Linked DNA regions of Mus musculus: region 1 is linked to region 2. A link is a loop called in an ENCODE intact Hi-C map of the cell type or tissue named here. Cell type or tissue: left cerebral cortex. All regions are shown on one strand.

Evidence for each region. Peaks named below come from ENCODE experiments on the same cell type or tissue, not always from the same donor. Only the 100,000 strongest peaks of a DNase experiment are listed, where the experiment ranks them.
Region 1: a loop joins it to region 2, with 8 times the contacts of the local background. A loop is called at or near these places in 33 of 42 quality-filtered maps.

The regions. Positions count from the first base shown.
Region 1 is chr11:66,902,630-66,910,629 of GRCm38, forward strand. It overlaps Gm12298 (predicted gene 12298), which reads right to left. Exons shown (of 4, transcript NR_033539.1): 4 at 3,003-3,275. It also overlaps the pseudogene Gm29712. Among named protein-coding and RNA genes, the nearest start is that of Pirt, 5.4 kb to the right of the region's middle. In left cerebral cortex, a CTCF peak has its summit at 3,367 (motif pointing right); DNase peaks (open chromatin) are centred at 3,404 and 3,623.
Region 2 is chr11:66,980,174-66,988,173 of GRCm38, forward strand. No RefSeq gene overlaps it. Among named protein-coding and RNA genes, the nearest start is that of Gm12299, 18 kb to the right of the region's middle. In left cerebral cortex, CTCF peaks have their summits at 2,792 and 4,879 (motif pointing left); DNase peaks (open chromatin) are centred at 2,883, 4,134, 4,596 and 4,877; H3K4me3 peaks cover 1,111 bases; H3K27ac peaks cover 666 bases.

The sequences.
Region 1 (8,000 bases), 78 kb before region 2:
CCTTTGGGCAGCAAGACTCTTCGAGAAGTTCTACCCACAGCCGTGATGAGATCCTCAGCACAGCAAATGACCTCATTAGTTAAGTAGGTTAGTACTCCCACCACACTATGCTGGATTGTTCTTCTGATTTTCAAGAGGGAGATTTTGAACCAGACTAAATGCCAAAAATCAATCTGTGTGCAGGAGCAGGGATACGTCCACAGGCTGGGTGTGGTTTTGCTCATCTGTAATCCCAGCACTTGGGAGGTGGATACGGGATAGGAGCAAGTAGAAGGTTAGCCTGGGCTACATAGACTGTCTCAAAAACAAATAACCAATAAAGATAAGCGCTTACTCCTTCTGCTGAGTTTTACTTCATCTGCTGAGTGTAGTTCCTAAGCGCCCCACCCGACTGGCCTTGTCTTCCAAGCTGACCAGAAGCTGAGGTAGGTAGTAAAAGACTCCCTGCATCGCTAGATTCTTTCTTTTTCCACTTGAAAACATGCTGTAGTTGTTTTGATCTCTGAACCCATTTTGCTGAACACCTTCCACTGTGTTCTAGGCACACGTGTAAAGCAGTAAGCATGACATCCTAAAATCATGGATGGATGTGGCTTGAGTTGCGTAGGTTGACTCTCATGCATGACGTCACATTCTTTGGGTTGTATAAAAATGGCACTCTTTTCTGTTGTGTGCTACTCAGCATTTATCCCTGTCCCTCTGAAGAGCAGTGACCCTTTCTCATCCAAATGGTTCCCCCAGAGCCTGTCCTGGCACACTGCAGCTGCATCCGTGAGATTCTATGCAATAGACATCCTGCTGAAAGCACTCTGTTGTGGCCAATTTATTTATGTATTTATTTATTTATTTATTTTTGTCATCTTGACACAAGCTAGAGTTATGTGAAAGGAGGAAATCTCAACTGAATGAAAATGTCTCTGTAAGATCCGGCTGTAGAGCACTTTCCTGATTAGTGGCTGATGGAGAAGGGTGGACGGAGCTTTCTGTGGGTGAGGCTCCTCGTGGGTTGGTGGTCCTGGATCCCATAAGCAGGCTGAGCAAGCCATGATGAGCAAGTTAGTAAGCAACTCTCCTCCACGGCCTCTGCGTCAGTTTCTGCCTGTGGGTTCCTTGCCCTGTTTGAGCTCCTGTCCTGGCTTCCTTCAGTGAAGGATTACAACGTTGAAGTGTAAGCCAAATAAACCCTTTCCCCCAGTTTGCTTTCGGTCATGGCGTTTCACAGCAGCATTAGAAACCATGACTAAGACAAACAATGGCTTAAATAAGATGACCACTTATCTTTTCCCATCATTTAGTCTAGAAGGCCCAACAGGGACAGCTGTAAAATACCACCAGTGTCCCCGACTCCATTCATTTTTTTTTGGTTGACTTTCATTAGTGGTTAATTCCATTCTTAAGAATCCTTCGCTGTGCTGGGCAGTGGTGACACACGCCTTTAATCCCAGCACTTGGGAGGCAGAGGCAGGCGGATTTCTGAGTCTGAGACCAGCCTGGTCTACAGAGTGAGTTCCAGGACAGCCAGGGCTATACAGAGGGGGAAAAAAAAAACTGTCTCAAAAAACAAAAAACAAAACAAAAAAAAAAAGAATCCTTCATTGTCCCCTGGTGTCCGCTGCAATGATAGTCATACTCACAGCCAAAGCGGTGAGAAGGAGGGGGGTGGGAAGAGTGGATACTATGATTTTATCCCTCCCCAGACTCATGCTGAAACTGAATTGACACCGCAATTGTCGGGGGGGGGGGGGCCGGGGGAAGGGGGGTGGCTTTAGGAGATGACGAGCTCACAAGAGCTCCTGCCTCTCAAGTGAGTTAGTGCATCATCCCAGGAAGAGGCTCCAAATACAAAGCTAGAGTTTGATTGGTTTTCTCTGTCTTTCTGTCAAACTCTCACTTGGCCTGGCCACATTAGGACCCAGTGCTGAAGCCCTCATCAATCTCAGCACCACACCTTAGACAAGACAGCCTCTAGAACTTCTTAGCCAATAAACCCCGTCTCGGTAAACTCTGTGACACTCAGTTATAATGGCAGAAAATTGTACTCACACAGCAAACGTTCTAAGGTTTCCAGGAGCATTGAAAGACCCTCCTACAGCTCTCCTTTCCTTAAAATCACGTTGATTTTTAAATTCATCCCTAAGTTCTTATACAAGCCTCCTTCTGAAAGGTGGATTCATTCTCTCTCTCTCTCTCTCTCTCTCTCTCTCTCTCTCTCTCTCTCTCTAACATGTTACTAATGACTAAGATGAACAGAAAAAGTAGTGCATGGCTCCTCTCTAGATCTGCTTCTACTGGGGAAGCAAGTTGACTGTGGATGAACACTAGCCTGCCAACTGCTGCCAAGAACTCTCCAGCTCACTGGAATGTATCTGGGAGCCTCAGTTAAGCTTTTAAAGGGCACAGAGCCTTGGCTGTCATTTTGGCCATAACTTCCTGAGCTGACAATCACCAACTAAGTTACTCCACCTTTTAGCTCACAAAATCTATGTGGGACGATACATGTTTACTGTGCCAGTACACTACGTTTGAAGATATTTTGTTACACAGCAATAAAAAGGGAACACAAAAGAGGTACTGGCTTTGGTTAACACTGGTAGAAAATATAGTTTGCATCAAGACCTAGCTGCTGCTTCTCTGAATGCATAGCCAGACAACATTTCCCATCCCCCTTGCAGTTGGATGTGGCCACGTGACTAGAAGCTCTCCAATACAGGATGCAAAAGAGACAGACACTACTTCCAGCCTCGGCCAAAAGGATGCACACATGCCTCTCTAAACATTTTCCCCTCCCAACGGGACTTTTCTCTCTTTGCAGCCCAAAGCAAATAGCCGTGACAAGACCCTCAGAGAGGCCACACCCAAGCAGGAAGATCCTGAGTGTGTGCGTAGTGAAGTTAAATAGGGCAGCCTATTTAATAGCCTGTGACTGAACATTTGACAGTGGTTATTAGAGAAAAGTGAAATAAATGGGTTTAGTCATGAGATGTTGTGGGTTTTATTTTTTTACTTCAGTCTAGACTGTTTGTCCAAATAAAGAATTTTTTTTCCTAAACAAAATAGCAATGTTGGAAAGGGAGGGTTAGTGAGTGGACCCCAGTCTTTGACACAAAAGTATGCAGTGGACTGAGTGTTTGATGCATCTATTAGCAAGTATGAACGCGGAGGCTTGTGTCTGGGGTGGCTTATAAGACTCCCCGAAGGCAGAGCCTAATGGTCTCCAAGATCGTTGGCTATTCCACCATCAACTCAGACTTCGGTAAGGGCCGCACTACATTTTTCTAGAAGACAGAATAACACGAATACATGAGAAATCATACAGCAAGACTACAGAAAGTAATTTTACCCGGAATTTACCACTAGATGGCAGTCACACCCAAGGAGCGGGCTACTGCCGCCCTCTGGCGCCGCCAGGCCCGGCCTTTATCGACTGGGAGCACCAGGCAACCCAGCCCTTTCCCTAGCAGCTAAAAGGACAGATCCTAGCAGATAAGATCGGCCTGGGAGCCGCATCACTCCTCAAAAAAAAGATGGTCCCTGTCGCGCCCTTACACCTCTACCTCTGGTTTATTCTTCCTGTCCCCAGAGGACTTCTCCCCACAATAACATTTCCTTCACCGCCTTTGCGCTCTATTTTTCCCCAGGCGGGACCCAGCTGCTTGCTGTCTCACACCATCTGCTCCACTAACAGCTCTGAGGAGAAGGGGCCTTATCCCCTGGAGTGTTTCTCTAGGAACTTAAGACATTTTGAGAATTGTCAGGTGCCTGCGTGGAGTGCCAGGTAGGAGCAAAGGAAGAAGGATAGACAAGGGGGTGGGCGGAATGCTTAAAGAAAGTAGAAGCTGGGAGCACACGGAAGGACGGAAGGACGGAAGGACGGACATATTCTCCAAGAATGTATGAAGGTTCTAGGCTTTTTGTTTATTTTTGTTTTGGTTTGGTTTTGTTTTCCCGAGACAGGGTTTCTCTGTGTAGCCCTGGCTGTCCAGGAACTCACTCTGTAGACCAAGCTGGCCTCAAACTCAGAAATCCGCCTACCTCTGCCTTCCAAGTGCTGGGATTAAAGGTGTGCCCTACCATTGTCCGCCATCTCGGCATTTTTTATGGTGATGCGCTACCATTGTGGGTTTTACACTACAGTGTACAAATGATGTAGAAAAGTGAAAGACATCGGTGCTTTTTTTCTTGTGCTTTTTCTCCTTACTCCCACCCACACTTCCCCACCCTTGCTAGCCTCAACCCCAGGCTCTCACGCAGGCTTGGTCCCTAGACTGCATTGGCAGTGAACAGCAAGGCCTGTGCTTGGTTAGGGCAGGGCCTGCTCTGAAGAAGAGCTCAGATCTGAATGTCTAGCAAGTTCCTGTGTCTTAAGTCTGTCTTCTTGAGAGGCAGGGAGGGGGAGGGAGAGATGATCCCTGAATTCAAGTCTTGGTCTTAGTGACTGGTCACAGAGAAGCTGCAGCCTGACTATATCACAGGTTACTGTGAGGACCAGGGGACACAGAGACACTGCCAGGTACCTCACCAGCAATTGGAATTGTGTGCCTCTTCCAGACCAAGGCAGTATAGGAGAATCTGAGGTCTTTGTGGAGTTTCAGACACAGCCTTGCAGAGTGGAGAAAACTGGTAAGTGACTCAAGAGGCCATATTCAAGATCAGAATGTGGGGGAAGATGATGAACACACACAGTAATATAAGTTAGGGCAATTTATCCATCCTGGTATATTTAGGTACTTCAAAACATTGTATTTTACAAGATAGGTACACACACTTTTACTTGTTAAATTCACCAAATAAATTATTTAAATTTTAAAAAAGAAAAAGCTATGATGTGAGAAGTCTCCTAAGTCAAAAGATCTGGTATTCTCCATAAATAAGATGCAGGGGCGGAGGAAGGAGACTCCCGCCAGTGAGAGGCTCCTCAGGACACCAGGCACCAAGAGCCATAGCTGCACTGCTGTTTGGATATTTTTCAGAAGAAATTGACTGTAAGAAGATGAGGGTCGTACAAACCTGAGCGCTGAGCTCATGGAATGGAATATTTCAGTCCTGTGTGTGATTCTGATGGACTTGTGTTTATAGGTTCTTACAGCAGAAAACGAAAGGAGGCGTGCTTTGACCCATGTAATGTAAACATCCCTAGGACTTGCAATGATGCTCTGAAGAGATGAGTGAAATGTGCCTCAGTTAAAAAGTGTAGTTATTACCCGTGGTCCTAAGGAACCCATCATGGAGACACCCCCAAAACAGCAGGCCTTGGGTACTGCGGGGGTGGGGGGGAAATGCTGTGGTATAAGGCCTTTACCAGTGACTTGTAGTGAGGCCTGCAAAAGGTTCTGGACCATCAAGACAAGATATATGAGCAGCTGTCTGTATTCCTTCAGAAACGTCATTGAGTGACTCCAGGAAACAAATCACTCAGTTATATATGCAGGTGGATTAGGGCTGTAACTTCGTTGACAGACACAGTGATCCCAGATACTTCATGCATCTATGTGGCCCTGGGATATATGTGTGTGTGTGTGTGTGTGTGTGTGTGTGTGTGTGTGTGTGTGTGTTTTCTGGAGTGACACTGGCTGAAGCTCTCAAGTTCATTGACAGCGAGAGTTCTCTCCTCACAGAGCTCAGCGACAACCTCACTAAGGACTCCGTGAATATCAAGGCTCAGATCTGCACGATGATTGAGTGACTTAGAGAACTACGCGGCCTGAAAATTTTCTCAGAGCCATCTCCCCACTGACAGCTTCTTCTCATCCTCCAATATTAAAGAGCCTAAAAACACTGGAAAATAAATAAATGAATAAATAAACAATCAATAGATAAATAAGTGTAAGGGGGATACAATTTTTTAAAAAGTGTGAGCACAAAGTACCCAAGGAGCTAAAGGGATCTGCAACCCTATAGGTGGAACAACATTATGAACTAACCAGTACCCCAGAGCTCTTGACTCTAGCTGCATATGTATCAAAAGATGGCCTAGTCGGCCATCAATGGAAAGAGAGGCCCATTGGACTTGCAAACTTTATATGCCCCAGTACAGGGGAACACCAGGGCCAAAAAGTGGGAGTGGGTGGGGAGGGGAGTTGGGGGGGGAGGGTATGGGGGACTTTTGGGATAGCATTGGAAATGTAAATGAGGAAAATACCTAATAAAAAATATTTTTTAAAAAAAAGTGTGATCACTGATCGTTGTTCCAGAAATAACCGCAGCAGGGGCATACGGTGGTTAATTAGGCAACTTTTCCCATTTTTCTAATTTGAAAATATTTCATAATAATTTTCTATTGAGGAAAGGCCCTCCAAGGAGCTGGAGAGACTGTGAGAAAGAGTAGGGAAGATGCAGATATCAAGTGTAATAGGTCAAAAAAGTGACCAACTATGAAGGCCCAGAGGAGGTGAGGCCAATCTCAGTCAGCAAAATGAAGACAAACAGAAAGAACATTCCAGAAGGAGCAAGTCCAGTTACACCAGCTGAGAGACGCTAACTGTGTAGTTGTGAGTTCAGTTAGGCTGCTTTGGCTCCTGGCGGGTTGCTCGTGTGTACCTACCCAGGAGCAATCTGGATTCTCGAATAAAAGATACACACACACACACACACACACACATACACACACACACACACAGCAGTTAATTTGAAAATGCCTTGGCTAACTCAAAGGTTGGGCAGTTCTACTCCTTCCCATGGCTACCACACATTTCCCCCCTGTAATCCTGGCTTAATGCCCTCTAATTCTATATTCTATCTTTGTTGCCCTGGCTCCTTCTGGGTGGCCCCCTAGTCTTTGCTGCCCAAGACCCTTCCGGGCAGCCCTTCCGGAGTCCACATTCCTTCTCAGCTACATTTCAGATGACTTTCCTTCTGCAGCTCTAAATCTGACCTGTCTGCCTCTCTCCAAATCACAGCAATTCCCTGTCCCTTTCTCCCAGTTCCTCTCCCTCGCAAATCTAAAAGGCCCGCCTCAGTCTGTTTGTCCAGCCATTGGCCATTGGCTCTTTACTAATCAGTCAAAAACCAGCTGGGTACAAGGACCTTCAGCATTTGGATACTCAGAGTCCCAATTTTGGGGGCCGAGTTAATTCAAAGCATTGAAACCAATCCCCAACATAACTGATATTGCATTGTTTACTAGTTTTTACTAAAGAAACCAGTTCGTTCTACTTAGGGCATACATATTTCTAGCTCTGAAAATCTCACATCAGGAAACTCACCTATTTCCAGACGAACACGGAAGGTTAGTCACCTTAGCATCTCATGGTTGTGTGGAAAACTGCATTTACCAATAACAAGGCAGCAGAACTTTAAACTAGAGAAATGATGAGGTTTAATAATGAGTCTGAAACAGAGGCCATTGCCAGGACCTGTTTACTACCCCCATCAATGCTAAACCTGAACAGCAACCCCATCAACTCAACCCCCCCCCCAAAGCCTACAGCCTAGAGCCAACTGTCTTCCTCCCTCCTCTGCTCTGCTAGAGGGAGCCTGCAGATGCCATTCTGTCCCAGTCTGACCCCTAATTTCAAGTACTTTATGTATATTTTCTGCATGCATATATTATAAATACACATTCCACATGAATATTCTTCAGGTAATTGCAATACGCATCTTCTCATTTATTTCTTATTAAAACTTCATGATGGGAGCCAGCAAGTTGGCTTAGTAAGTAAAGGCACCTACCACCAAGCCAGCAACCGAGGTTGTTGACCTGAGTGGTGAGGGGAAAAAAAAAAGAAAACTACTCCCAATTCTGGCAAGTTGTCCTTTGACAACCTACCCCACTCCCACCATACACACACACACACACACACACACACACACACGTGCCTGCTATACACAAAACAAATAAATGTAATTTAAATTAGGGATGGTAACATCTAATAAATAAATGAGTCCATTAATAAAGGAAGGCTTAGAGAACTAATTTGTGTAAGGCCAAAGAGAGAATAGCAATATATCTCTTTATACGCCACATGGGGTTTTGTAGTAAATAGTGAATTATTATATAAATA
Region 2 (8,000 bases):
AAGTCAAGGGTCAGCCAAAAGGCTAGCTATTAAGCAGTCACAGTCTACAGTGTTAGCTTTCTTTCTGCACCTTGCCTGGTCATCTTTTTTCTTCTTCCTCCTTTTTCTTTGTTTTTGTCTTTCTAACAAAACTTTGAAATGTTTACACAGAGAGAAAGGGGGAAAGGGAGAAGGAGAGGGGGAGGGAGAAGGAGGGAAAGAGAGAGCGACAGACAGATGACAGACAGACAGACAGACAGACAGAAAAAGAGATCATGAGGAACACAAAAGCAAGCAACAGGGCATATTTGATCCTCGAGCCACAATTGGCTGACCCCAAGTCAACAGTTCTCAAACATTACTCTTCCAATCAGAAACACAGTAAAAATCCATGGTGTACTGATAATAACCTAATAATCTAAAAACAGAGACATCATCCTGATTTGCCCATACCCATAGTATAAATATTCCCACCAGGCTTATTGTGTTGCTCCCAGCACAGGGCTGAGAACTGAGGCTGTGTGGTAAACTCTTAACAGTCGAGACCAACCTGCCCAAAGTCATTTTGCATCAATCACAGGTAGACAACATACTGCAGAAATTTTGTCATTGCCAAATATGGGAAATTCCAGTATTGGTTTTATGAGTAAATAGTGTGCCAATAACACTCATTCAATAAATATTTGTACTGTGGTAAAGTGTAGGACCGAATGGTGTGTGACAAACTCAAGTAGGTCACAGTGTAGCAGAGAGAACAAGGATAAGCATCCACAACCTATGAACAAGCAGGGAGAAGAGATCTGGAGGAGACTGTGTAGCCCGGAGGAGCCCTGCCTCTCATGGACTGTGGATCAGAAAATTATCCTTAACTTAGCTCCAAGACGGGAGGCTGTGGGGCCAAATAGACCTTACCAGATCATTTCAGAAAGTCCCATCTCAGGTCTTCAAACTCTTGTAGTATGCACCTTGGTTTAGAAAAGTCTTGCTTAGGGAAAAGTCATAAAATTGGAAGTTAACATGTATAAGACTAACAGTTTGTTTTGTTTTGTTTTGTTTTTTCTGAGCATGGAAGAAGTGTTGTTTCCTAATGATCATTTTACCCTTGAATTTTTTTTTTTTCTGTGCTAAGAATTTGTCATGAAAAGGACACAGGGCTGTGGTCGTGTGATAAAAACGATGTTTGCATGCACGGTTGGAGGGTTTTTTTCTTCGTTTTTGAACGTACATTGTACATGAATAATAAGACAAAATAAGACTTCTGAGTTCCCTGGCACTCCAACACTAACTTGTTCTTGCATTTTCTGCATGCTGCCATCTGAGTCTATGACACAAGACAGCTCCAAGGGTTGCTTACTCTTGCAGGATTTTCCCTGTCCAATTACATTAGGGCAGCAGGAAGGTTGTGATTGGACAGGAAAAGGGAGGCGGAGCAAAGAGTTGCAGGGACAGAGAGTGTCAGAGAGAGGGGGAGGGAGAAAGCAAGATCAACCAGCGTGGTTTTAATCAGCCACAGGTAGTTACGATATCATAAGGTTAGAATGATTGGGATAAAGCTTTAATCATTATCAATTGGTTCTGAAATTATTGTATTGGCATCTTGTAAATTGAGAATTTATTGACACATAAATTGGTTACTTTTAAGGTTCAAGGGTGTTGAGTTGGCGGGCTGAGAGAAACTGGCGGCAGAGAGAGGGGCTGGTGGCAGCGATCTGCAAGGGAACTCAGAGAATCTGGCCCTGCTGGAGAGTTGGCAGACAGACAGACCTCCGAGCTGAGATCGCCCAGCTGGAGCCCTCTGGTCCACTAATGCCAGCACTAGCGCAGGAATGGGCTGATTCTCTTTTTTAATATTTACCGAAACAGCTTACTTTTCATTTGTCTTTGTTTTTTGATGCAGAGTCTCACTATGTTGGCTGGTGATGCCGTTTATTGCATATTAGTCAGTTTTTTACTTAATCTCGCAGTGACATGTATGCATTCCTTTCCCCATTGATTTTTATAACAAGTCATGTTTCTAATTCCCTCTCTGTTGCAGTGACATGATGCTCATGCGACAAAAAGCAACACTGGGGTAGGGTGCTTATTTCAGCTTCCAGGTCACAGTCCATCATGGAGGGAAGTCAGACCTCAAGCAGGAACTGGAAGTGGAAAACATGGAGGAGTGTTGCTTCGTGACTGGAAGACTTGGAGACTTGTACTTAGCTATTTTATACAGCCAAGACTCAAATGCCCAGAGAACAGGCCACCCTCAGAGGGCTGGATCCCTGCTACAGCAATTAACCATCAAGACACTCTCCCACAGGCCAAACAGATCTGGGAACTCCATCACTTGAGACTGTCTTGCTGGGTGACTCTAGACCAGTGGTTCTCAACCTTCCTAAGTCTTCAACCCTTTAACACTGTTCCTCAGGCTATGATGACCTTCAACCATAAAATTATTTTTGTTGCTATTTCACAACTGTAATTTTGCTACTGTTGTGAATCGTCATATAAATATCTGTGTTTGCTGATGGTTATAGGTGACCCCTGTGGAAGGGTCATTCAACCCCCATAGGAGTCACAACCTACAGGTTGAAAACTGATGCTGTAGGCTGTGTCAAGTTGACAGTTAATGCTACCTAGGGAAAAGCAATTTTCCATAGTTTCAATGCACTCATGGTTTCAATACTTTTCTGTCTAATGATTCAGTCCTGTCAGCTTCCTTTGTCTGACAAGCCGCCCCAGAACAAAACAGCTTAAAACAAGAGCTGTTTCCTGAGTTCATGATTCTGCGTGTTGTCAGGCTCTGGTGTGCCATGGCCTGACCCCTGTCGGCTGGGCTCTGTGTAGCAGGACACATGACAGCCCCGTGCTCTTGCGCTGTGCCTGCTGACTGGCCAGCTGCAGACCAGAGCAAGAGGGACAGTTGGCTCCTGTGTTTCTGGTCATCCAGCAGACTGATCCAGGCTTCTGACATGATAATTGTTGGTTTCCAAGTTCAGCAAGTGACGATAAGAACATATAATGTCTGTCTTTTTTCCACACCCTGCTTGTATCTTGTCCTGATGGTCAAAGCACATCAGCTGGCCAGGCAGAAGGCACGGGCACCGAGAAATAAACGCTAGGCACGAGGAAGTGCAGACAAGTTGGGGAGCGACTTCTGTACCAATTCACCAGATGTCGTTCATGACTTGAATGATGTTTGCCAATTGCTAACAAATAACTTCGGAGGTTACGTTCTTCCAGGATGAAGACATAAACCAGTTACCCTGTAAAAGGAAATATTGGGAGAAGTATTTTTAAAAGCCGTGGAGGGAAGAGGACCCCTAGCAGAGGGGACAGAATGTATAAAGATGTGGAAGCCAGGCAGCCAAGGCTCCTCCCCGCCGTGACACAAAAAGAAAGCAGGCCTTCCTTGACTGGAAACATCTGTTCCATGCAGGTGACGTTCACTCAAGCACCTCATGCTATGATCTGATTTCACTTTCAGCAGCTCTCATGTCTGCCCTGCTCAAAAGATTGGCGACAAACCCCAGAGACAGTGTGTTTGACTTAGGACTGAGTCTAACAAGCATCACAATCTGCAAGGACAAGAGGACTCGGAGGCCTCTAGCAAACAAGGATTCCTTAGAGGTGAAAAGGGAGGTTCTACAAGGAAGGAAAGAGGTTGAAAGGCGTTGTGTTGAAGAAGAGGGGCAAGAAATGAGTAATTATCCGGGAATAGGGAGGGCACACAGCTGGGGAAAACAAAACACAGACCAGGGGACCTAGGCAGAGTGTCACAGTTGGGACCTTGTTCTAGAAACCAACACTGTACAGACCACCTTCACTCAGACCATATACCTGTCGTGCTTCACTGGATCATGTGACCACTCAAGCACTTCCACTCAAGTGGCCACGATGATGTCAGTCACTCCACTAGCTAACAGTGGAGTTTGTCCAGGGGTGTTTCTTGCATTTTTAAGACCTTATCAACAAAGCCCACCCTTCACTTTCGATCAGCCTAAATATTGGGCAGCTGGGGATCCAGGGTGTCGGGGGATGGTAAAATGTGTGGAGTCCCTGTCACCTTATTCCTGTTCTCTAGGACTGAGAGTAGCACTAACAAGACAGGAGTCACTGAAAAGCCCTGGCTTTTTCTGCCTGTGAGAACGAGGGCCAGCTCAACGCATTATTGACTCACTTGGACCATACTGCTCTGAAATGTTTGCATGTACTGGCACTGGTTGAGTCATACGGTATAAATGTTCACATGTCAGATGTGCTTTTCTTAAGCCCCATAGAAAGAAAGAAAACTCAGTGTAAGCCTTACAAGAAAATCTAAGCTGCAATGTCGTGGTTTGGTTTCCTTCGGTTAGAAGTCTCTGCTTCCTTAATTGACGGCCAGTTTTTACAATTACCCTCCCTGACATCTACATCTCCCTAAAGTGACTTGCAAAGAGTGGGCCCACCGAGGGGTGGAGAAAGGCAGGAAATGTGACACCACCTCCCCACCCCACCCCCACCCCAGAAAACCCAAAGGAGGTCGGCGGAGCCTGGGATGACAGAAAGAAGAGCTCCGGAGCTAATTAAGTCTGCAGAGGAGCCAAAGAGGCCTCCTTCCTGGTTCACTGCCAGACACAAAGCTTTTTGATGCTGCTCGTAAATCTGAGCGCGCCAGGCCAAAGAGGATTTTGATTACAATAACTAAAAATATTCAAAGAAAGAACGAAAAGAAGGGGCTCAGAAAAGATGGACTCTGCCAACCGACTGTGCACGGATAGAAGGGTGCACGGCCTCAAATCTTGATAGTTAGATGATTCTTTCCATAAATAATTGCATTTAACCATAAGCAGATCGAAAATCATCAGCCCCGCAGCGGCACCGCACCCCCCCCTTCCCCGCCACCTAGTGACTGTGCCGTGAAGCTTGCGCCATCTCGTGTCCAATCCTGGATTCACAAGCATTGGTTTAGCTTTAGCAAATTTTGAACCGTGCCCTTGGCTTTGTTTTCAACACAACGTTCCTGTAAGAATGTGCCCATTTTGGGGTCGCTACGAGAGACTGGCACATATAATTCTAACAATTTCTTTCTGGCATTCGTATAGCCTTTGGAGATTTACAAAGCCCTTTTGCACATAGATTTTACAACCATGGGCCAGCAGCAGGTGGGAAGTCATAATTACTTTCACTTTACCAAGGAATAGAATCAGGATTGAAAAGACCCAGAAACCTGCTCAAGGTCAAAGGTATCAGGACGACAGAACTAAGTACTAAACCCCCTAGAGTCCAAGGTTAGGGAGATTTTCTTTAATTCCCGGTAAAATGTCTTGATCCTCACAAATACTGTGAAGCACAGTCCTGGCCGAAGTTCATCGCCTGCAGGACCTCTGAAGCATACCGATGTCGGGTTCCGTGTCCAGAGTCACACTTAGCCACTGTAGGGAGATGCTTGCACACCAGCATTGTAGGAGGTCTCCTGGGAGGCTAAAGTGTACTTGAGGTTGAAATCCGTGTTATCAGTGAAATAAAATAGAAGCATAGAAAAGTTATGCTTACATTTCAGAGAACTTTATGCCCATTAAAACCTGGGGGGAGTCCCATAAACAACCATCAAAACCAGACACTATTGTGGATGCCAACAAGAGCTTGCTGACAGGAGCCTGATATAGCTGTCTCCTGAGAGGCTCTGACAGTGCCTGACAAACACAAAAATGGATGCTCACGGCCATCTGTTGAACAGAGCACAGGGTCCCCAATGAAGGAGCTAGAGAAAGTACCCAAGGAGCTGAAGGGGTTTACAGCCCCATAAGAGGAACAACAATATGAACTAAACAGTATTCCCAGAGCTCCCTGGGACTAAACCACCAACCAATATGGTGGGACTCATGGCTCCAGCTGCATATGTAGCAGAGGATGGCCTAGACAGTCATCAATGGGAGGAGAGGCCCTTGGTCCTGTGAAGGTTATATGCCCCAGTATAGGGGAATGCTAGGGCTGGGAAGCAGGAGTGGGTGGATTATTGAGCAGGGGGGGCGGGGGGGGGAATAGGGGTTTTTTTTGGAGGGGAAACTAGGAAGGGGGATAACATTTGAAATGTAAATAAAGAAAATATCTAATAAAAATAAATAAAATTTTAAAAACCCTGGGGGCACACCAGGGACCATCCATAATGTCACAGGGGACGAACCTGAAAGTATCATTGTGATTCCCTTTTCCTCAACACACAGGAGAGAGAGAGAGAGAGAGAGAGAGAGAGAGAGACTCAATACATAATGGATGCACACTGCTTTTCTGAGCTGGACATCCCCCCTTTTCTAACTAACCTGTACCCACACCTAAGCAGGAGATCACCAGGTCCCAGGGTTATTGGGTCTCCTGGACATCTCATGGCCTTTTCAGCTATCAGGACTCAAAAGAATGTTGAGGACCATGAAGCTCTGAAAGTCCTAAGTCAGCCAGCCAGAAAATGGGAGCAACGGCATTTCAAGTTCCTTTTGTACAAGTTGTGGCACATATTTTTTTGAGCAATGCATTTTGTTGATTGTGTTAAAGTCAAGGCTACAGTCATATACCTGATGCTCTCCCCAGACCTGGGTGGCAGAGCCCTGGTCCACTAGAACCGAAGATGGCCACACTTGTTCTGATGGCAGTGATGCTGGAGTAAATGAAGGCAGCTGCGTGTCCAAGTTCACCTAGCAGGGTTTCAGGTCCCCTGGGCATGAATTCAGAGCAGTCATTTATTCCACTAATATTTATCAAATACTCTGTGCCAGGTACTGGGTACACAGCAGTGGACCACACAGGCAAAGTTCAGAGAGATGTCATTCCAGTCAGTGAAGAGACAGAGGAACAAGATGGCTACTCATTTGCATATGAACACACACACACACACACACACACACACACACACACACACACGATTGGTACTCAAGAAAAGACAAGTTAATAAAAAGATGGCAGGAAGTGTTAGGATCTGAGAGTGGCAGAGCCCATACTGACTAAAGTCAATGAGGGGGCAGCATGGAAATATCTGGATGCAGGACAGAAACAGCAGGTGCAAAGACCCTGTGGTAGCCATGAGCCCAAGGCATTCAAGAAAGAGCAACCAGATGAGATCCGTGGAGGAAGAAACATAGGAGAACCTTTTGAGGCCTTGACTTTTACTCTGAGCATCATGAGCCACTTGGAGGAAGCATGTGGAGACGGGGGAAATGAGTGGGAAGGCTGGGCACACCCAGGAATGCCATGGTGCAAGGTTTCCCACTTACAGCCACTGTATAACTGAACTATGATAGCTTATAATAATAGAAATCATTTGACACAGACTTGCCACTTGGGCAGGGTGCATTCAGCTGGGGTACCTCATCTCTGTTGCACACAGTCTGGAGAGCGTGGGCTGGAGTCATCTGGACCCTCACTCTCTCACGCTGCTGGGGCATGATGCAAGCTGCTGGCTCGGGCCCACGTCAGTGCATCTGCAGGTCACTAATGTGCACCGTGAGCTTCCTTACATGGTAGCAGTGCTCAAAGTCAGCGGGCATCTCTCCTGGCAGGTCATTCATGGTCTCAGGGAGCAAACACGTAAACCCCACCTGGAAACCAAGGAAGTGGCAAGGCTCCCGGCCTTAGGAACGTTTGGGAAGCCCAGTGCATACAGGTGGAGAAAATCTGCACACACACACTTCACACAGGCACATGTTAGAGAGATCAATAACCTAAGATGTCACTTTTCCAACAGGCCAGATTATAGAGGGCCAGGATCCCACTAAAGGCTTCCGTGCTGAGGACCACTTCTGTGCTGTGGAGAGTGGATGTTGATTCTCTAGCCATCCCTGACACATCATCTGGTTCTATCTCAGAAGAATGGACACTTGGCAGAAACATATTGAAGACACATCTTGATACTTCCAAACTCTTCCAATATCATGGGCTCACGAGTCAGTCCAGTCAAGTGTGTGTGTTTGGAAACACTGACTGATAACTCTGTGCCTCCATTATCTTCGTCTGTGAATGCGGGCCCTATAGAACTGCTCGCATGCACAGTGCCTTGCACGAAGCCC